2 separate regions of the Mus musculus genome follow, and region 2 is linked to region 1. Evidence: chromatin loops called from intact Hi-C (ENCODE). Cell type or tissue: left cerebral cortex. All regions are shown on one strand. Links, peaks and the distances in the headings refer to the core of each region. The heading gives the core; the rest is flanking DNA.

The links. Hi-C counts contacts between places; a loop is a spot of excess contacts. Peaks named below come from ENCODE experiments on the same cell type or tissue, not always from the same donor. Only the 100,000 strongest peaks of a DNase experiment are listed, where the experiment ranks them.
Region 2: it touches region 1 in a loop (2.8-fold over the local background); 4 of 42 quality-filtered maps call a loop at or near these places.

What each region holds. Positions count from the first base shown.
Region 1 is chr4:91,363,648-91,374,509 of GRCm38, reverse strand. All of the region lies in intron 1 of Elavl2 (ELAV like RNA binding protein 1), which reads left to right. Mir6402 (microRNA 6402) reads left to right here and starts at 1,147; the gene lies at 1,147-1,226. It also overlaps the pseudogene Gm12653. In left cerebral cortex, for the core only: no CTCF peak of the experiment used is centred there; DNase peaks (open chromatin) are centred at 2,747, 3,237, 4,350, 4,394 and 1 more place; H3K4me3 peaks cover 3,393 bases; H3K27ac peaks cover 3,275 bases.
Region 2 is chr4:91,289,537-91,300,398 of GRCm38, reverse strand. All of the region lies in intron 3 of Elavl2 (ELAV like RNA binding protein 1), which reads left to right. Among named protein-coding and RNA genes, the nearest start is that of Mir6402, 78 kb to the left of the region's middle. In left cerebral cortex, for the core only: a CTCF peak has its summit at 4,794; a DNase peak (open chromatin) is centred at 8,605; H3K27ac peaks cover 813 bases.

The DNA.
Region 1 (10,862 bases), core at 869-8,868:
GGGGGGGGGGGGAGTAGGGATGGCAAGGTGGCAGTGCCCACCCTGTACCTCTGTGGCAGACAGGACTTCTCGTGGCCATTGTTGCTTAATTTATGCCCAGCACGTTGCTACGTGCCCACCTATTTCACGTCTATAAAGAATTAATAGGAAGGCTGTACAACTGTGGCAGATTGGAGGGTGGATGCGTTCCCCATTTTCCATTTTCAGGTATCTGTTACCAAAACAGACGTGGAGATTGGTTATCTTCTCTACCTCCTAACTACAGCTCCAGGTCTGCCTTTATTGTGGTGAGGGTGAGAAAAATAATCAGCCATTTAGTGTTTACGCTAACGCTGATGGACAGAGATGAATGTCCGAGCACTTCGTCCCTTAAATGGACGGGTTCTGCCCCTTCCCCCACTCATGTACACACATTCTATTTGGCTAAGATTCTAAACCTGCAACATTTCTCCACGACCTTATTTATTAGAGCTATTCCTAAGATAGTGGGGTAGGACGTGCGTATGTTTTATTTTTCTGGGCCTACTATTAATTGCAACCTAAAAAGATAGGCTTAAAATGAAGGAGAATTGGAGGGGTTACAAGGTAGACAATAGTGACCCAACAGCTTATCTTCCTAAATGATAATCCCTTTCTAAAGGTCAGGAGAGGGAGCTTGTGTTTTGTGGGGAAAGGAAGGTCAGGGATGTTTGATAATCCTCGTAAAATGGCTTCTTAAATGGGACATCTGAGAGATTTGTCAAAACTGAGCAAACAAGTCTGTGAAAAAGAAAAATGTTGAATGTTTCAAAGTCATCATTTAAGAGTTTAATTAAAAAGCAGTTTCCCCCAGTTATCTCTGCCATTCCATGAACCTATCTTAACAGACCCTTGAAGTCCCCCCCCCCCCATCTTTTAACCACGGGCTTGGGCATTCCTTTTATAGAGCTAACCCGTTTGCAGTTCTGTGGGAGAACGAAGATTGTAGACCGATGTGCTTTAGCCTACTTGGAAAGTATCTGTTGAGAGAGGTCTAACTTCAAGCAGACATCTTCAGAAAGTAAAGTGAAGGGCATTGGAAGGGTTTCAGGTGTAGATTAACAAATTGGGTAGGCCCATTTCTCTCCAACACTTCAAAACTGGTATTCTTAGCAATAATGCATGCCTGGGATGGGAATATTATAACTGTTTAGAGGGAGGTCAAAGAGGCACAGGCGCTCTCTGAGCAGTTTTCCCAGGAACCCGCACAAAGTCAGTTAAGGTCATTTAATTCCAAGTCTGATTTGAGGTGACACAGAAATGCTGGTGTTGAATCAATTAGCTATTTCTGGTGTCCCTAACCAGGGTCTCCCAAACTGAGGATGGCCTGTCTCCATTTTGACCATAATTGTTTTCCCTAATTTACTATGCCTGATTTCACTTCCCACTAGAGGGTAAATTTGCACCCCCCTTCATCCCTGGGATAGAGGAGTCCTCCCTCCCCGCCCGTCGCGTGGGGGCGGGGATCTCTGGGCGCCCTTAGCGAACCTTGCTGCATCAAACCCGCATCATGTCCTTGAAGCTGTAACCTCCATCACGTTCTTGCGGCGACTCGATCGCCCACTGTTCAGTTCTTTCCTCCTGCCTCCTGCAATTTCAGGTAGGTATGTCAGGTGATGTTTTTAAATGTAGTTTTCTAGAGGGAAGGGTTAAAACCAAAACCTTTTCATTAATAGAAAAAAAAAAAAAAAACCCTGTACGACAGGTGCTCTGGTAATTAAGCCGCCAAGCAGGTGTAAAAAAACGTGTGCGGCTCTGTCTCCAGATCTTGGGTCTGGGTCCAGAGCAGGCGCAGGTTTTTTTGGGTAAAAGAGATTTATCTGAGTGAGGGAGCAGGTTGGGGATGGTCAGCACTCGGACGCCCCCTCGGAGCAGGGCCTGTGCGGGGCTGGTGTGAGGGCACTGGGAGGATGTGGTTCAGGGCAGGTGCATGCAGGGTCGAGTGCAGGATTTCCTACTTCACATCTGAAGCAGGGTATAGCACCTCGCACAGGTACTCCGGGGCTTATTTAGCTCTCCCATTCTGTCTAGGGAGGTGGAAAGGCGCAGCGGGACTAAGCTTTTAGTTTTCCGTCGAGGGACAGACAGGACCTTTGGGCTTTGGGCGAGGGGAAAAAAGCCTTTACATTTTCTTGAAAAAACAGGTATTTTGTGTGCATATCTAGACTTACACTTGGCGCACGCATATATGTCCAAAGTGACCCCAGTTTGTGCCTGGGTCACTGGTCACTGCCCCAATCCCTCAGTATGCATGCAAACTTGCCCCGGCCGCCCCGGGAAGCCCAATGGAGGAGCCTGGAGGGAGCATGTGCCCCTGAGGGTGGCGGAGCTGGGCACTCGCGGGCCGGCGGGCGGCGTGGCGAGCACTCCTGGGCCCCGCCTCCTGGCGCGCTGCCAGGCAAGCCCCGCCTCCCCGCCCTGCTACAAACGGCGGGACCGCGGCGCCCCAGCGTCACTGAGGCAGCAGCCGGTCGGTAGGGCGGGGTTCCGTCGTGTTCCAGTCCGCCTTCCCGCCGCCGCCAGCGTGACTCCTCTGAGCGGTGCTGTCGGCCGGCGGCGCGAGCCGTGGGAGCTGCAGCCGAGCCGCAGCAGGCAAGTGTAGGGGGGCGTGGGTGGGGGTGGGGGCGGGGACGGCCGCCCCTCCGTGGGCTCCAGCCAGGACTCTGGGGCCGGGACTCGGTGTCCGCCGCAGCGCTAGGCAGCGTCCGGCTTGCCTCCACCCGAGCGCTGGTCGGGCACGCGACAACGCCACTGGCGGCAGTGGAGGTAGCGCCCGCGAAGTTCCTGCAGGGGACCGGGTACCCGGCACCGCCCCTCCTGTGGGCACGGGGCGGCAGGGGGCGGTGGGAACCGAGTGGGCCTGGGAGCGGAGCGGGGCCGGTGGCGCCAGCCGCGTGCACGGGCGTGGACGTACTCTGCACCGCGGCGTGTAGCGCCACCGGGAAACTGCGCCCAGACGCAGGTGAGTGCATTGGAGGGGGCGTGGGGGAGGGGGCTTCCCGCCCCAGCGCCGGCTTCCTGTGGCGCCTTCGGCCACCTTATGGGAGGACACGCAGCTGCTCTTCGTGCGGGAGCGCGGCGGCGGCGGTGTCTGGCGGGTGCCCACCTGGGACGGCGCCTGGAGACTTGGAGAGGCCACGCGGTGTGCCGGGGTAGCGTGAGGCCGTGGGCGCTCGGGGCGGGAGCCGTGGTGATCCCTTTTGCGTGGTAGGCGCAGCTGAGCGAGGTTGCAGCCGGTGGCGGTCGCATCCCGGGTCTGCCTGCGCGCTAGTGGCGCGAAGCGCGGATGCTCTGCTTCGCAGGCTTCGGGTTCAGCTAGCTCGCCCGGCTTAGGTAGCTCACTGTGGTACTGTGGTTATACATTTGCCTGGCCAAAATCTCTGAGGCCTTGGCGCAAGACTGGTGAGCACACTAGGGAGACTGAAGGAGCCAGGCTGACCAACCTAACAGGATTTACCAGCAGGTGCAGAGGTGACAATGACCAGCAGACATCTCATGGAAAAGCCTACCTAGTTATCCAGGGCCTGAACGCAGACACCGTACCTCTAGGTGTGAGCTGAGCCTGAAGTTTTACCTGTCCAGACCGTCATTTAAATTTGTGTGCATATTTAATATGATGAAACCTTCCATCTTCTATATTCTCTTTACATTTTCTGAAATTGTGGGAAAAGGAGGAATTACTACCAGTTATGTGCTTTCTTTTAATTCCTTCCTCAAAGAGCGGCACTTAGCAGTGTCTAGATATAATACCTTCTGAAAGGACTAAAGGGCCTTAAAAAACACTTTTTCTTTCTATTTTATTCTTAACCTTAATAACTCTGTTAAAAAAAACCAAAAAACAAAAAGTGTAGCCCAGTGTCAAAACTTAACGCAAAAAGTCCATTGACTTGAGTGCCAGTAGGGTATTCCCCTAAGTGAAACCTTTTTGAAATACTGTTTAGTTGCGTTAGAAGGCAGCCTTTTCTAAAACCTTTTGTCCAGATTCCTCAAGTTTCATATGTTGTGCTAGGTGATGGTCTTTTGGTGGAAGCTGACGTGGAGTCTCCATTTTGGAGTGCAGGATAGAAAGCTCTCCAGAATCTATATCATCTTTCTCATCTGGCACTCTGGGTATGCAGATGGAGACAGATTGCTGGATGGCTTCGAGAATTTTAGTCTTTATTTTCCAGCTTTGGGGGAGGTTGGCAAATCCATAAAGAAACACATTCTCACCATCTCCCTCAACTGTCTTTTGTGTTTCCGTGATTAAAACGGACTCCTTGTTACCTGTCTGGGTGACTGTGTTGTCACAAGGCATGAGGGATTTTTGTTTGTGTTTCCCTTTAAAGAGCGATTCTAGATGTTTAAGCCTCTAGTTCCTAGCCAGGTCTGTACGTGTTTCCTCCACGGTGTAGTGCATGGCGTTGGGAATTAAGCCTGGCCACACTGTTCCGACTGCTCACACTACTCCTGTGGACGGAATACTCAGTTCTGGTCAGCATCAGCCTGTCCACTTGTTTCCCCAATCCCTGCGGACCCTTTGTCACTAAGATATTCTAGTCCTTGGAAGTCTTGACTTGGTTTTGAGTTTTGGTTAGTTGTTTATAGTTTTTCTTCAGGAAAAAGAAACGAAGTTCAATCTCTTGTTTTGTGATTTTAATTAAGACTCTGTGCATAGTAGGTTAAGGGAGAATTGTGCCTTCAGGCCGGAAGCCATAATTCCTCAGCCCTAGCCTTGCTGTAGTCTCCATTTTTTTGTATGGACAGGTGATTTTGGCCGAACCCTACAAACTATCCTCAGCTATTGGTGCTTTGCTTTTCAACGTAATAAATTTTTTTTTCTTTCCCATTTTCTCTTCTAGAAGCAAGTCCCAAGTTGTCTTAAAGGACACAGCAGAGCCGTCCAGAATACTCTGACTGCTAAGTTATAATCAAGTGTTTCTCTTGACTTGAAAAAAAAATTTTTTTTAAATCAGTGATAATTTTCTGGCATTATTACTATGGTATAAGAACAGCAGCAGCACAGTGGGGAATTGTCCTTAGGCTTTTTGCTTCCCTGCCTCTGTAAAGGACCGTATACTCCTAACGTACACTGTTTGTCAGACTGGTAGGGTCGGTTCCTGTGCTCTCATTTGAAGTCTTAAGTCTACCACTTTGTCACATTCTCAATAGCGCCTTTATCTCCCATGGTATTTATATGGAGGGAGGGGAGAGGACAAGGGAGGGAGGGAGGGAGGGATGCTGGAGAGCTGTTAGCCTTTAAGTGAGGTGGGGTGCCTCTGTCTAGGCAGGGTCACCTTGGGCCTGGCTTACTACAGTTCTCCACCTCAGTTCTTGTTGCCTTGGATCTTTGCTGGGCAGACCACCTTGCACACTTCTAATGGTTTTGTTTATAGTTTAGCTTTGTTAGTCAGAGCTGCTTCCTGCACTCTGGCATCTGAACAGTTTTAGGACTCTCCCTGCTTGCCTCTAATTTTGAAACTAAGAAGTTTTGAACACAGGCACTCTGTTTTTATTTTGTATTGGATCCTACAGATTAGTCTATCCTGGTTAGGTACTTATTTGGTCATTTTGTTGATAACCAATTTCAGGATTCATGTTCTTACTGGGGGCCACACCCTGCTCTGGACAGAAGACACAAAATATATAGACCATTCACTTGTTTGGGCCAGTTTCACTTACCGAGGATACTCACAGAACCCACATGTTGTAGTTTAATGACAAATCTGCCATTGCATATTGTTCTCATTTTGGAAGAACAGTTGTGCATTCACTTTCTTCAGGATGCTAACTGGTTTATGGCTAGTTGTTTATTATTTTTAGATTTTAAGCAATGTACATTGACGGAGACAAGAGAAGATATATAAATTTGAAAAACAGTGCTTGAAGAATTTTGCACGTGAAAAACTGTTTTAATGTAAGCTTAAATAGCAACGTTCACAATCAGTAGTACAATTTATATATTATAAAATCCCAAGGCTTAACTAGTGTTTAGGAAAAATTTTTGTTAGAAATTAACTTGATATTTAGCTTGGCCATGTACTTCATAGCTGTCACTGTAGTAAGGTGACTAAGAAAATTTCTCATTTCAAGGGAAAATTCTGTGTGTCTTTGAGCCTATAAGGCAATTCTTGTGTGGTAACACTGTCTTCAGCGTATTCTCAACCCACCTCAGATACTGACCCTACATTTCTGGACAATGGTATTTATCCAAATAATCTGCTTTGATGGGGTGCTAATTTCTGAAACTGTGCGGGGGGCTTGGAATGCATCTGTTTTCCTGACTCTCTTAACTCTGGTGTTTCCTTTTTGACTGTTGCTGAATAGTTTGTGCAGTGACAGGTTTCCTGGTAAGATATCTTCATATCTAAGGGTTTGGGGAAGGAATGTGACATGGGAAACAGCCAAGAAGGTCATATGCAGAAGTGTCAGGGTATTAAAACAAAACCAGTTTATAACCTCATTAACAACAAATTAACTGTGGTGTTTTATTTTTTAAATGTGAAGTTTCCTATTATATATCTATAGTGTTCATTTTTATAGTGTCATTTTCTGACAGTTAATAGCCAATTTGACGACAGGAAGCCCCTATTTCTCACTTAAAAAAAAGTCTTTTAGTTCGAAAAAAGGAATTTTTCTCCATAAACGTATTTGTGTTTAAAGAGTAAATGATTGTGTGTTTACAAAACACTGAAGGTTTTGTTTCAATGCCGTGTGCAGTTTGAATTTATAAGTGGAGGTAGCTGTTCTTTCCTATTCCAATGTAATAGTGGGGGATTAATATCTGGCTTTTTCTCTAATTTAATTAATACATGACTATTTTCCTCCAACTTAAAGAGTTTGTTTCAAAAAAGTTAATTTATAAAATTGTAGAAAGGAAGTTTAAAAAAAAGATTTTTTTTTTTCCCGAGACAGGGTTGGTTTCTCTGTAGTTCTGGCTGTCTTGGAGCTTGCTCTGTAGATCATGATGGCGTCAAACTTGTAGAGATCCACCTGACTCTGCTAGGATTAAAAGTGTGCACCACCACCAGCCAGACTTTTTACATTTTTAAAATTACCATTTTTTAATAGTGGGGAAGACAGTCTGTTATTTAAAAAGAGGAAATTAATATTTGTATTAACTTTTTTTTTCCTCCACAGTTCTGTTGCTGTGAGAATTTCATTATTTTAACAACTTTAAAGACTGTAATAGTAGAATATCACCAGTCTCTATTTTTGTAAACACCAGGAGGGTAATAAACTCTGTTTATTCGGAGTGCTATTTTCTATTTTAGTTCACGTTCTTTGGCCCATGGTCAAAGTTACTTTAAAGTTTCCTTAGATACTTTCTTGACTGATTTTGCTTAGAGCAAAAGATGCCGGCTGCTTTGTAATATTTTGCTTTTCTGTATCTCCTTATTGTGGAGTGTATAAAATAGCATTGTGTAATATTTAGGATCTGAGCATCTGGGAGCATTTGATCAAGGCCTGTTTTACTAGAGAAATGCACACACAGAGAAAATACCATAGCATTTTTACCTTCCTGACCTCTGGGGCAAAGATTGCTTGAAATCTGATTATTAAAAAATTTGGAAGAGGGATTATTTAAAATTTAGAAATTGGAATTGCAGTACTCTGACCAGAGCTGAAAGCCCGTCTCTAGTTGAGGTATCCCCGTGGGCCTGTAGCTTTAAAATGGCTCAGAGCTTGGCTGTTTTCTTCCTGGTTTGTTTAGGGCCCATCCTGTTTGTGTCCATACATATCACACATGCAAGGCCTCCTCACTGCCAGCTTTCTGCTGAGTTGCTTTGCCTCAGTAAGCTATTGTCACTTAGGTTCAAATTCTTTATTTAGCCGTGCCAGGTGGAAAATACTAGGCTTGAATGCAGACTCTAATTTAAGTGTAGTTGCTTGTCCTGGATTTTTGAAAGAACTCCACCTCACTGTCTTCATCCCCAAGATCAAGGGGAGCATGTTGATAGCGAACTGCTCTGCGGACTGCACAAGTGGCCAAGCAATCACTCTAAGTTAGTTTTCTGTACTTCTGGTATTCATTGTGCTGTTTATAAATCCTCTTTAAGTCTCTGTTTTTGGTGCTTGGGACTGAACATGGTTTCACATATGTTCATATTACTTGTAATGTTACATCTATAGACATATATTACACCTCTATGTTCTTTTCCACCCTCATGGAAGGAAAGAAAAATCAAAAACTCCAGTTTATTTCTGCCTTGGGTATTTTCAGTATGGACTTTTGTTTTCTGTTGTTGGTTCTTTCCTGGTAGCACAGAGTTTATTACGGAGCCAGGTCGGATGCTGGTTACCCAGGCGCTGTATTTTCTTGACTAATCAACAGGCAGGCTCTTTCTGGAAGAAGGACAGTCCTTTGTAAAAAGAGGCGTCACCATCCTTCCTGAGCACCCATGAATATTCCACAGAAGAGGTAGATAGAGCTGGACTGCAGCAGCTGAGCTATGGTCGGTTAGACCTTCCAGAGCGTGGTGGGGTCCAACAGGGACAGTGCCCTCAGCCACCTCTCCTGACCCTAAGAAGAAAGGCTGAACACTGCGACCAGTTCTCAGGGACTGAAGGGCTTTACTAGGCTGGTCTGGGGCCTCTTGTTCCAGCTGCACAGTAAATGCCTTCCTCTGGACTGTAGTGCACAGGACCACAGTGCAGCCATGGTTCCTCCTCCTCCTCCTCATACCAGCACTGTTCACTGAAGTCAGGGAAGAAGGCTGCAATCTAAACCACGGAGTCTGAGCCACGGGTAGCATTTCAGGTGTCAGTGAGGCACAAACTCCCACGAATTGAGTCTGGGGCTATATGGCGTGCTCGAAATTCTCTGGTAGGTCCCATCCGTGTCCTCCAAAGTTGCATGGTATCTTTGTAGGTAAGGATATAGGCTCGGATTGGCCCTCTTGTCGTGAATTCCACCAGCCGCTGATAGAAAAAAAAAAACCCTTCACGCTCTCGGTAAAACCCAGGCAGTCCTCTGGCTTCCACTGCAGTTCTCTTGTTCATACAGTGAGGGAGTTGTCGCTCAGAATCTGCTGATGAACAGCCTCCAGGATCAGTGGGTGGGCAACTGCGTCAGGCTTGATCAGGGCTAGCGTGAGCTGAAGAGCCTGGGGACTTTATACGATGGAGGTCATCTCAGCCATGCCTTTCCGCAGGATTTAGCTGGACGAATCAGTGCATCCCAGCTTGATCTAGCCATCCCAAGGCCAGGCTGCTAAAGGGTCTCCTGGGAAGGCAGGTGACTGTATAGTCCAACCAACAATGGTCAGCTGTGAATGGAAAGTCCAAGGATCTAGTAGTTGCTCAGTCTCAGTTGTAGATTCCAACAGCTGTGCTGGCAAGTAAATGCAAGCAGGCAAAGAGGAGTCTTCAGTATGGAGTATAATACAAATATATTGCTGATGAGCATGGAAGAAAAGCTTAAAATATGTTCTTCTTGAAAATATATTCCAGGAATATAAATTTTAAAATGTGAATTTCCCTTCTTTCAGTGAGAAATCGAATCCTTAAGCTTGAGCTTTTACGATAAAATGACCAGTGGATGTTTTCTTGGTTTGAATTTGGCTCTCTTAGTGGAGAGGGGCCAGGATCTAGTTCCCACATCACAAAGTGGAGTTTATGGGGTACATTAGTCATGATTCTCTCTCCCCACCCAAATGACAAGCCCTGGATGGATGCCCTGTCATGTAAGTTAACTGAAACTGCCCACTAGCCCACTTGTTAAAGGCTGCTTGACGCTTTTTGTTCTTCAGGCATCATTTGGGTCTATCTGAAAGAACAGGAGGTATTGCTCAAAGCAAATAAGCCACAGTGTATTTGGAAATAAATTCAGCGAATTGGGTAAGATAGGGAAAATACTCATGAAACTGATCACGCTTTGTCTTGCTTCCTTCAAACCGTTTTTTCAAAATAGAACTGTGACATTTCTATTTCACTAGCTGCTTTACTGTGGTGGCCTCTGGTGACATGGTGTGGGAGGGTCTAGGACTGAACAGTCCCAGATGTGTAACATACACAATCTATAGTTGGGGTCAGCACATTTAATAATTCACACAACATATGTCTGTAAGTTTATTCAGCCCTTTCCTCCCCCAGGTACTGTTTACTGCATGTTGCTTTTTTCTTTCTTTCTTTTCTTTTTTTCTTTTGCTTTTTTTTTTTTTTTTAATAGAACCTGGGTGTTCTTTTGGGTCCATGTCTGTGAATGACTCATTGTCTGTACATCCCAAATCATCAGGACTTCCTTCCATCCCTTCCATTATAGTAAATGAATGTGAAGCAGCCACACCCTTCTGTGCTCTTTGACCCCTGTGCATTAGCACTTCTCCATTATAATTCTGAGCCTTGTTCTCCTTTACCTCTGAGCTTCTTAATCTCAGCCAGGGTTAGGTGACACTAATTATTTGATCCTTTATTGTCCTCTCCTTCCCGTACCTTTTCATCCTCTCTGATGGGCGCTCTTACATTTCACTCACTGACGAGTATCTTCTGTGACTAAATGAATGTTGCTGGGAGGAAGAGAAATGCACGTGTATGGATGCTTGTTCCACACATGGCTCACAGGCAGTTTGACCTACAGCTATTTAATATTGCCTGAGCTCTCCTTTTTTTTTTTTTTTTTTTTTTTTTTTGAGGTGGGGTTTCTATGTGCAGATCTAGCTGTCCTGGAACTCTTGCTTGGTAATCCTGCTGGCCGTGATCTCAGAGATTAGTCTGCCCCTGCCTCCTGAGTGCTGGGATTAAAGGTATGCGACACCACTGGACAATTTTTTTTTTTAAATGTCTCATATATCCCAGGCTGCCTTCAGATATTTTGGGTAGCCAAGGATGACCGTGACCATCTGGTCCTCACATCTTCACCTCCA
Region 2 (10,862 bases), core at 859-8,858, 74 kb after region 1:
GATTAGACAAAGAAGGAATAGTAAGTTAAAGGAGCCTAGGAAGGTTGTTGATGCTTTTATACCAGCCTCGGTGAGCTAGAGCTCTGCTGTATGGGAAGTGTTCTATGTGGGGTGTGTGTGTGTGTGTGAGAGAGAGAGAGAGAGAGAGAGACAGAGACAGAGAGAAAGAGAGAGAGAGAGGAGAGAGAGAGAGAGAGAGAGTGTGTGTGTGTGTGTGTGTGATGGTCTGACTTAAAGCTTGACTCCCAGTGGGATATTACTGACCTAGAAACTAAGCGTGTTGTTACATTTAGCTGTAAGGTGTTGATTAGCAAAGTGTCACCGAGTGACTTGCTTGCACTTTTATTGACGCCTGTCCCTTCAACTGACTATCCCTTTAATGTAAATCACAAATCCTCCTGCTAACGTTCTGATTTCATCCACTAAGGCATCCAGATAGAGAAGTACAGAGAACAGTGGCTTGGATGTAAGGAAGCCCAGCATTTCTGCAGTGTTAGCAGATCACAGGACTTAGAAGAAGAAAAAAAACGCTGTCTCTTTGTTTTCTTTTCTGTTGAAACATTCATTGAAAACACTTAAAGCACTGCTTCGTTCCCTCACACAGATTTCTACAGACTTCAGTTTGTGTGGGGATGCGGGGCGATTTCCGCAAGGGCATGGTTAACTTAGCAGATGCAGTTTTACATCTTGTTTTCCTTTTCTGTTAAGTCCTTATGCATATTGCGAATTAGAGTTTATTTTTAGTTCTTAATGAGTCCTTCTCTCATCATTGTACTTTTTGTTGCAATTCTGTTTTCAACATAGTGCTTTGATTTCGAAGGGAGCGAATGTGTATGACTTACCAATTTTATATTTACACCGTCTTCTGCTCAATTAAAATGGTATGTTTCTCTGTGTAGGATAACAGACTTATTACCTTGCCCATGATCTCTCATAGCCTGTTTGACCTTGGACTCTACCTTTAGGAAGTCAAATCTTCCTTTTAAGAAAAACTTCAGGGGAGGTATAAATGCAGGTAAACAATAAACTAGAATTACTGTATGGTCTTCAAGGTCACTGGAAGGTTTACTGCCTCCCTCGTTGATGTTTTAATGTCCTCATAAGGAAGAGCTGATCATTAACACCAGAGTCTACAATCTAACTGTCCTCTGAAATCTTCCTAACCTTGGGACTCATATGAGAACTCTTCATCACACAGCTGGAATGGATGATGGTTCCTCTTAGTCTGCTTTATATTTTTTTGTTCCATTAATTAATTTATTTATTTACTTTACATCTGGAACCCAGCCCCTCCCCCAATTCTCCTAGTTCCAATCCCTCACACAGTCCCTCTCTCCATTCTTCCATCTCTGCCTCTTCTGTTCTGAGAAAAGTGTGGGCTGGGTACCATTCCACCCTAGCACATCAAGTCACTGCAGTCCTAGGCACACCCTCTTCCACTGAGGCCACCATACAAAGCAGCTCAGTTAGGGGAACAAGATCCACAGGTACGCAGCAGAGTCAGGGACAGCCAACCCCTGCTTCAGTTGTTGGAGGACCCAAATGAAGACCAAGCTGCACATATGCTAAATATGTGCATGTATGCTTGTTGCTTGGTGGTTCAGTCTCTGGAAGCCTCCAAAGATCCAGGTTAGTAGATTCTGTTGGTCTTCTTATTGAGTAGGTATACATTCCAGGTCCCTCAATCCTTCCCCAAACCTTTCCACAAGGCTTCCTGAGCTCAGGTCAGTTGCTGGTTGGAGCCTCTCAGAGAACAGTTATGTTAGGCTCCTGTCTATAGCATAACAGAATATCATTAATAGTGTCAAGGATTGGTTCTTGCCTATGGGATAGATCTCAAGTTGGGCACTTACCTTCTCAAACACAAAGAATTGTGATTTAACATGTTAAAATTTCAATGTCTCATACCATTGTTTTAAACCTTTAAATTACTGGTGTTTCTAGGTTCTTATTGAGGGGATGATTCATAGGTGTTAGAAAAGATGAAAATACAGAATTCTCAATACTGATCTGTAACATATATGAATATACATCCATATATTTCCCTTTATAAAGTATTAGAATCCAAAAGCTTTGACAGAAAGCAAAGGTAACATTCAATAGCCCCTCCTTTCAGGTTCTGGAACATCTATCTAAATCTAGACCTGGTATTAAAAGTCGATACAGAATGAAGCTAGAGGGATAGTTCCGCAGTTAAGAGCATTGGCTGTTCTTCAAGAGAGCCTTGGTTAGATTCCTGGTACCTGCACAGTACATTCCAACTGTCTCTTACGCCAGTTGCAGAGGAACGGACGCCCTCTCCTGGACTCCAGCATTACTAGGAAAGTTCATGATATACAGACAAAATATCTGTACACACAAAATAAAAACACATCTTTAGAAAGTAGATTCAGAGTCCTCTGTGGTTAGCTTCCTTCCTGCAGTTCAGAGTTTGGAAGACACTGTATCTGGACCTGGTCTTCAGTACAAGGGAGCCTTATGTTCTTTCCTGGCTTTAAGCCAGGTGGCTATTTTCCAAAAAACCCTCCCTCCTTTTGTTGAGGGGTCACAAGGTATCAGATTTCTCCAGTAGGTGCTGACAAATAAGAGTGAGAATTTCCTTCTGTTGTTTGGCTTTCCCATTTACTAACTCCCTTTTCCAAGTACCCTTCCATGAAGAAATGTGTTCTAAACCCTCAGAGTAGAACCATTATTCATCCAGTATCGTCTTGAAGCTGCCTTGAGGGGCAGATGCTGACACACATGACGTTAGGAACAAGTGGGCAGTGGCTGTTTTGCAGCATGTTAGCTTGTCACTGAGTAGAAAAGTCTTCCCTTTAAATCTTAGGTCCACACCAAGAGCTCCTGCCTTCCCATTCAGCACCAGCTGCATTCTTGCTGTAACAAACATCCTCCCACTCTGTGACTGGGGACATCATTCCATCTCAGTGACTGACAGTTCTTGGTTCAGGAGTTGGCTACTGATGGCTGAAAAGCAATTGTACGTGCTCCTGGCTTAACAGAAAGTCCCCCCTCCTAATTTTATGAATTTAAAATAATAAAAAACTAATATTTCTCATGGTTAAAGTCTTAAACTTTTAAATTTACTCCGCCCCACCCCCGTCAGTGCTGAGGATTGAACCCATGGCCTTGCAGATGTTAAACTTGAGGGGGGAGGAAGAGGTCCTCTGGCCAAGACTCTTATGTCTTATTTGATCACAGTGATGGCGCTGCCGTTCAGCCTGTGTGAGAACTTTGGATATGTTTGGGAACATGTGCACTGTTGCATTTCTGATTTATGGAGTGATGCTTGTGTGTCATGGTTGGAGTAAGCAGAGAACTAGTCTTAGGAGGTGGGATATTCAGAGTGGTCCAGGCTTTTCTGTTGCTGTTCTGAGCTGGAGTGCAGCAGCAGTCTGTGTGGTTTGCTAATGATTTGATGAGTATACCACCTGGTAGAGGGGTTTTTGTTTTAGTCCCTTAGGTAACAGTAAGAGGAGGATTTCTCTTTGGTTTAGATGGAAAGATTTGTAAGGAACTTTGTGAGTTTAAGGAAAGTTGTTTCATTTTCTTTTATTTAGACCATTCTGCATGTGACTTCTCTTTTATAGTGTGATAGGAGACTAAGTGGTGGGCATTTCCTCCAAGTCAGCTACAGAAAGCAAGGCCAATAAAAGGACTAAGAGTCACTTAGGCAGTTTGCCTCAGGATCCAGGTTTATCTTTTCATCTTTTGACTGTTTTTGAAAGACACAGTCTCACTCTGTCTCAGGCCTGAAGCTCAGTCTTCCAGCAATTTTCCTTCTGAGTGCTGGGATTACAGGCAAGAGCTACCAGACCTAGCTCATGTTGATGTAGGCATTTGAAGAGTCCATGGCAGGAGGAGATTGAGGTGGAGACATTATCTGTCTCCTTTGATGTCTCAGTAACCCTGAGGCTGCTCTATAGCTGCCTCCTCTTTCTTCCAATCACCTTTGCATCTATTCTGGTAAGTTCCCCTTTGCTAATTAGCCAGAGTAGATTTGTATTTCTCTTGATTTGTGCCTTAATGAATCGTACTTGTGTAATGCATATGTTTAATGCTTTCTGTCAGAGATAGCCTACACACACACACACATGATCTTATATATCTATATGATATCTAGAACCTACAAGTAAGACAGACCTGAAATTCTTGTCTTCCTGGAACTGGTGCAATTTATTCCTATAGTTACCCCCAGTTGTGCCCATTTTTCTGCAGATGATATAATTGTCATCTTCAACTCAGTCTGCCATAGTTGTCTCCTCCATTTAGCTGTCTTGAGTTCTCAGCAGAAACTTTATGTCTTAGTTTATTTGTTGTGTATTTATGCCTCCTAAGTACCTGCTGTAGAATCGTAAGTGTAATTATTTAAAAATAAATTCATTCAATGTTGCACAGTTATGTTGCAATTTGTATAAGCTTAAAGGAATCAGATATCTGTTCTGGTGAGGTTGGAGCAGAAGAAGCTTGATCAAGAGGACACCAAACTTTGGGAGATGGTGAAGAGAATCTTGCAGAAAACCCTAATTAGGCCATACATTCTAAACTTGAAAAAAAAAAGCCCCACAAAATTCCTTTGAAAATTGAAAAAAGCTCCACAGTCACTTAATGAATAGGGTTTTTAGTTGTTCATTTTTGAAAATCTTGTTTTACCTTTTTTTCTCTTTTCCTGGTGATTTCTTTTCAATTTTTGAGGCTGGCCTTGAACTTGCCATGTAGCCAAGAAAGAAAAAAAAAACGTTTAAAGGACTTAATTCGTAAATGATATGTATATTACATGACTGCCTGTTGTTGACATGTGAATGTGAGTGAAGTGCCTTTAGAAGCCACAGGAGGGCCTTGGATCCTCTCCAGTAGTTGGGAGCACTGACCTGGGTTTTGTCAGAACAGGGTACTCTGTTGACAGCCGAGCAGTCCTCTGCAGCCTGCTCCCCTGTTCTTTTCTTAATACTGGATAATGGTGCCAGGACATGTTAATTTTGATAGGTATAATATCAAGAGTTTTGGGATAAGCGTCATGGCTGAAAAGTGACTGTGTTCTCATGCTAAGATTCCACATTGAACTTAGGATAATTGTTGGGTAAATTTTGATGGCTGAGATTATCTTTAGTTGTTCTGTTCCGCACAAATTCTAAAGAATGGCTAGGAAAGTAAAGAAATTCTAGGTAACTATTCCATGTAATAAGTAGAAGAGATATCATTCAAACTGCTAAGTATTGTGGAATAGTTAGTTGAATCGAATATAAGTTTAATTTGTTATATTTTGGAGAATCGCGATACCTCTTTCTTCCCAAGAATGATGTTGCTGGGCATGGTGGCTCCCACCCATGATCTCGGGGCAAGAAGCAGAGGTGGGACAATTTAGAATTCGAGGACAGCCTTGGCTATGTAGTGAGACATTGTCTCAAACTAAATAATAGATAAAACACTGATGGGTATTGAAATAATGTTTATATTAATTTCAACTGATTTCAAAGGTATCTGAAATGTTTAATACATGAATAAGTCAGAAGTGTGGCGGTTTTTAGCATGGTACAACTGCTTGAGTGCTTGTGTTGAATGTAATTTGGGTGTGGATGTAGATAACCCTGATACAGTGTAAGTGGGGTTTCGTGTTCAGATTCTTTTCAGTGTGGTTTTTTTTTTTTTTTTTTTTTTTGGTTTTGTTTCTGTTTTTTTTTTTTTTCTTGCTAAGAAGTATCTAGTTTGAGAAAAATCAAGTAGTCTGAATGTAAATGAAATACCTTAATAATGTTGCCAACTAAGGAGCCTAGAATAAGTACTTCATAGTTTGCATTGATTTGAGAATAGGACTCAACTAATCAGAGATCTGGCAGCATCACAAAATTATTCTGTCGCTTCTAAATAAAAAAGACCATTTTACAGTCTTTCCTGCTCTTTATAAATAGCAAGTAAGAATTTGTCAGTAACAAAACCAGAAAGTTGCTGAACACCAAAGGCTGTTGAGAGCCAGAAAAGAGCGGAGAGGTTGGCACTGAGTGAACACTTTATTTCTTTGAGTTTGCTCAGAATTGAACACATAATGCACTGTGTAGTGTTGTAACCTGTAGGAAGTTGTTTAACAAGCCTCACTCTAGCACATAGGGCTAAACATAGTTTTGGGAAGTAATTTGACAAGGGTAAGGCAGATGTCCACATTGTGAGCACAAGCATTAGCGAACACCCTTGGCTTAGCTTTTGTTCACAGATGAGATATGTTAACCAATCTAGGTATTGAATTTATAAGGCTATTTTGCAGATAGACTTAAGTCTCTAGTTCCAGAAACCACCTTTCTTGGGTCTAGTCTTGAATTTTTTTTCTTTTTCTTTTTTTTTGGGGGGGGGGCACAGAGTTGCTATATGATGTGGTCCAAACAGTGGGACATAGAAGTTATGTCGCTTATCAGATCATGTCAATATAGTTTCATCTGATTTTGTGAACACATAGCACATAGAACATATAAGCCACACAAGTTCCCTGGTGTCAGGTGAACAGGACAGGTGGAGCACTATACTCCACACGATAAATGACTTAAAATCTAGGCGATCACGAATAAGCCCCTTTTCAATTTCTATCCTGTTATAGATGATAGCATGGTAGTAAGAAAGATGACTTCTGTATTCAGAGTTTTCTTGTTTCGCAGGGAATATATACCTGGAAATACCAGCCGTAGTGCACTACATCTCTGGCAAGAGATTATGATGTCACTGTCACCATAGGACTACAAGGCAAGCTTCTGCCTGTGCACTTCAGTCAGGGTGATTTTTCTGTGGCACCAGTGCAGATAGAGCCACACTATTCCGTCATCTAACAATTCATTTTCCTCTACATATTAGGTTCTTTATTATAGTATTTGTGCTGAGTTTAGACTGGAGGTTTACAATATCCTCTCTTTCCAACTTTGCAATGAGGTGATTGTAGGGAAATGTGCATGCGTGCTATGAATGTGACAGTCATAGGAACTGTACCATTTTGTATTTCTTTTCAGAAGCCATCTGTTAATTGATGGGCATACAGCCATGTGGTCTGAGTGGTTTGCTGTAATATAAGCTACCCCTTAGCAAAAACAAAATGTGCATTTATTTCTTCATTGCCTGAACTTATAGGCATGGCTTTCATCTGACCCACAGACTTTACCACTTTTGTGAGTACTGCCAACTTCCTTGTCAGTTGGGATCCACTGGGGTTGTTCCTCTTTACTGCTTCAGAGACATCTTTCTTGAGGTTCCAGAGGCTGTGTCTGCAGTATTAAGTAGGTTTCCTTGGACCAAGTATTTAGATTCCAATCTGCCCAAACACAATGTTTCCAATGGGGGAATTTCTCCTAGATATAAAATTCATTGCTTTTGTGTGACTATTTTAAATTTAAAGGAAAGAAAAAATATGTTTTTTAAACTCTTGAAAAAAAAACAACTCTTGTTAACTGTGTTTGTTCATCAAATATAAACTAAGCAAACTGTTGTACACAGGAAGAGAAATCCTGGTATTTATATCTAAATCTTTGTGCTGAGCGAGGACAGTGACAGTCATTGCTTCATAGAATTTTTTTCACTGTATGATATTACCCATTATTCTTTCTGTAATGATTCTGCCTCTTCTCTAACCTTTCTTAACATGGTGTCACCTCTTTTTTTTTTTTTTTTTTTGTGATGAATGTAGACTTGGATTAAGTATAATTTGTGAGTCATGTACGCAATGTCAAAATAATGTCTTATGGTAAACTTCTTCCCACTTTCTGTCTCCTAATTAGAATAGCATAGTATCTGGATGTGGAGAACATTCACATCCATGTACATTTATATAAAGGAGACTTCAAAGATGCTACCCAGGGTAGCCATCTTTGGCTTTGCAGTTTAGAGATGTGCTGTCTTTCGCTGTGGTATATGTGATGAGAATAGTTGCACAGTTGAGACGCAGTGCTAATCTCTACTCACTGACAGGTCAGCAGGTCCCTTGTTCTTTTTCAAATGTGAGATGTTATCTGGGAAAGACTTGGCTTCCTACCTTAGCCTGGACTTGAGCGGACTGCTACAGGACTGAGTCTAGATGTTGAATGTTGGGTGAAAGGAGGCTTGTGGAAGACGTTGTTTATCCATATGAGTGAGAGGTCCTCATGTGGGCTGGGAAGCTTGTGGAGACTTTAATGATTAATCTTGCATCATCATTCCCCTTGCAACCACTGCAGACTGACTGTTTTCAGGTGTTGTTCCTCAGTGAGTGGGTCAGTCTTGTGTGTCCTGCATGCTAATCCTCCTGTAGAACAAGCTTGAGTCTCAGGGAGAGGCAGTTCTCTTGTCTCTGCAGACAGAGTGTCTCCTGAACTGCTGTCCAGATCAAAGACTTTACAAATGCCTCATCTTCCTGTCTTCCCCATGTGCTTTTTCTTGTTTCCTTTCATTTCTTTGTCAAGAAAACCCTGAATTTCATCTCTTGCTAGACTTCAGCTTTTCATGTTAGTCATTGGTTAATTAAAACTGGAGTGACCAGCCATGAATGTTCCCAGTTCATTTCTAGGACTGGCTTCTCTCTTATTTATGGTGGAACTTAACATTTTAAGCTTGTTAGGGCAGAGACTGTGCGGTATTGATCCCACCTTCTTTTCTACAGCTAGAAAACCATACTCAGAGTATGAAAGCATTTTAAGCAATCTGCTGAGGGGAGAAGTATCTTGTGTGGGAGACAGTTTTGGCAGTAACAAGCATGTTTGGCTTTAGTCATAAGAATTGCTTTCTGAGCTTCTGGAAGAGGAGTATGTAAATCAAGCTTCATTTAAGATGAATCTTGTTATAATGCAGATACCTCTCATCTATCTGCTTTATAATGATGGATTTGTTTTGAGGGCTTAAGTGGTTTGTGCACCTGCAGGATGCTAGTCCTTTTCTTTCAGAGTTTCTCCCCCAACCCCTTCCTTTTATATGTGGTCCTTTGGATGGATCAAGAAAGAACTGTAAAGTTTCAGTCAGTTGATTACACACAAAGGACAAGAAATCAAATGCAGGTGTATTTGGTTGGACAGCTGTGGTATCTGGGTGCACAGGACCGTGCTTCTAAGCGATGCCCAAGCTCCACTGAAAGCAGTGAACTTGGAGAAGTTAAGCTTGGGAAAATCAGCCTTGGATATTTGAAATCAAATTTGGTTTACTAGCTACCCCATGTGCCTTTGAGCAAGTTAATTATCATCTCTGAATCTCCACACTTATTATCTTTACAATGTTTATAAATGTGTGTACATAGAATTAAATGTGCTGAATCTATATAAAATGTGTTGCTCCATAAGCAGTGTTAGGCAGTAGAGTATTCTTTGCTTCCAGGCAGGTAGGTAGATATATTTATGGGCTATTGGGAATGGACTTTGCCCTTTAAACTTACAGGCCTTTTTGCAGTGGAAAATATAGGATGTTGAAGCTTTTGAATAAAATACATTCTTTAAAAGTATGTGTTCAAGAAGAAAATTTATCTCCAGAAGAATCTTTTATCATAAAGACCTGGTACGGTTTGCATAATCTAATGTTCCTTCCACAGTTAATATAATCAAATGTTTCTCTTTGAAATTTCGGACAAAACAGCCTTCCTAGTAAATTGCAAGGCTGACATAATGTCAAAAAGGCTACTAACTAATTATAGAGCTTAGGGGCTTAATTGTGTGTGTGTGTGTGTGTGTGTGTGTGTGTGTGTGTGTGTGTGTGTGTGTGTGTGTGTGTGGTATCTAAATAAAAATGCTGTTTTGCAGAGAGTAAAAGCCACATTAAGAAAGCTGCACTGCTTCTTAGTAGACTGACTGCTCACTGGTTTCTTTGTGTGAGTGTGTGCATGCACCCATGTGAAGATTGACACCAGCTGGTCATGAAGCAACAGCAGATGCCCTTTTTACTACCACAGTTGTTAACTGGCTTCCTGCTTTGCCACAATACTATTTTGAGGAATATAGCTCCTCTGCCCTCATCTCAAATGATATTTACTCGAACAACTGAACAACTCCACTGCCTCTTAAGCTGGCAGAAGACAAAGCAGAGACTATAAGTATCTGTGTGTATGGAGGTCCATATATGTTAATTCAATGGAGAGATTATTACAGACCCACCCCTTTAACCGGGAGTAGATCTGGCATTAGCTTAGAGTTGTTAATGTCCTAACTGAACTTTAGAGCCTGCGTTTTTGGTTACCTGTAATCTTTAGGCTTTTGCTCCCATCACAACAGCAGCCTTGCTATTTGAAGGTAGAGGTGCTGATGGCTCTTTTTGAACAACTATCTGAACTAGTAGGTGGCAAGTGCTGGCTTTTGTCTTTCCCACGTCCCCTTCGAGGTGCTCCACCATCTTACTCTTTCATACTGGAGAACTTTCTGAAGATTGGAATGAGAGGAATCCTTCTATTTTCTCTCTTCAGATTAAGCTCAATTTTCCCAATCAAGACATTCATAGTACCTAGTACAGCACTTGAACATTTGGAGGATTTAATATACTCTCTCTGTTCTCGATTACCTAAGATTGAATTGTGTGGGAGTTCTTAATGCTGTCTGCAAGGGTGATGTATTAAGAACCCACACTTTCGCCAACTTAAACAAGGTCACACTGCATTGCCAGCAAATTCATAATTACTGGGACTGGAACTGTAGGAAAATATAGAGCTTTACTAGTTGTATAATCAGGGCAGATATGGCCATTAAAATTAACTCACAGAGAAAATGCCCTGGTGCAGAGGACATTAGACGTTCCCCATGGAATTAGACTGTTTAGGTAATATTTACCAAATAATCACTACCTATAACTTTGATTTCAGCAGAAAAGATACAGTTTAAACTCTTTCCTTACTATCTCTGTATATCTGAAGTTCCAAAACCCGTTTAAAGTATTAGTTCCTT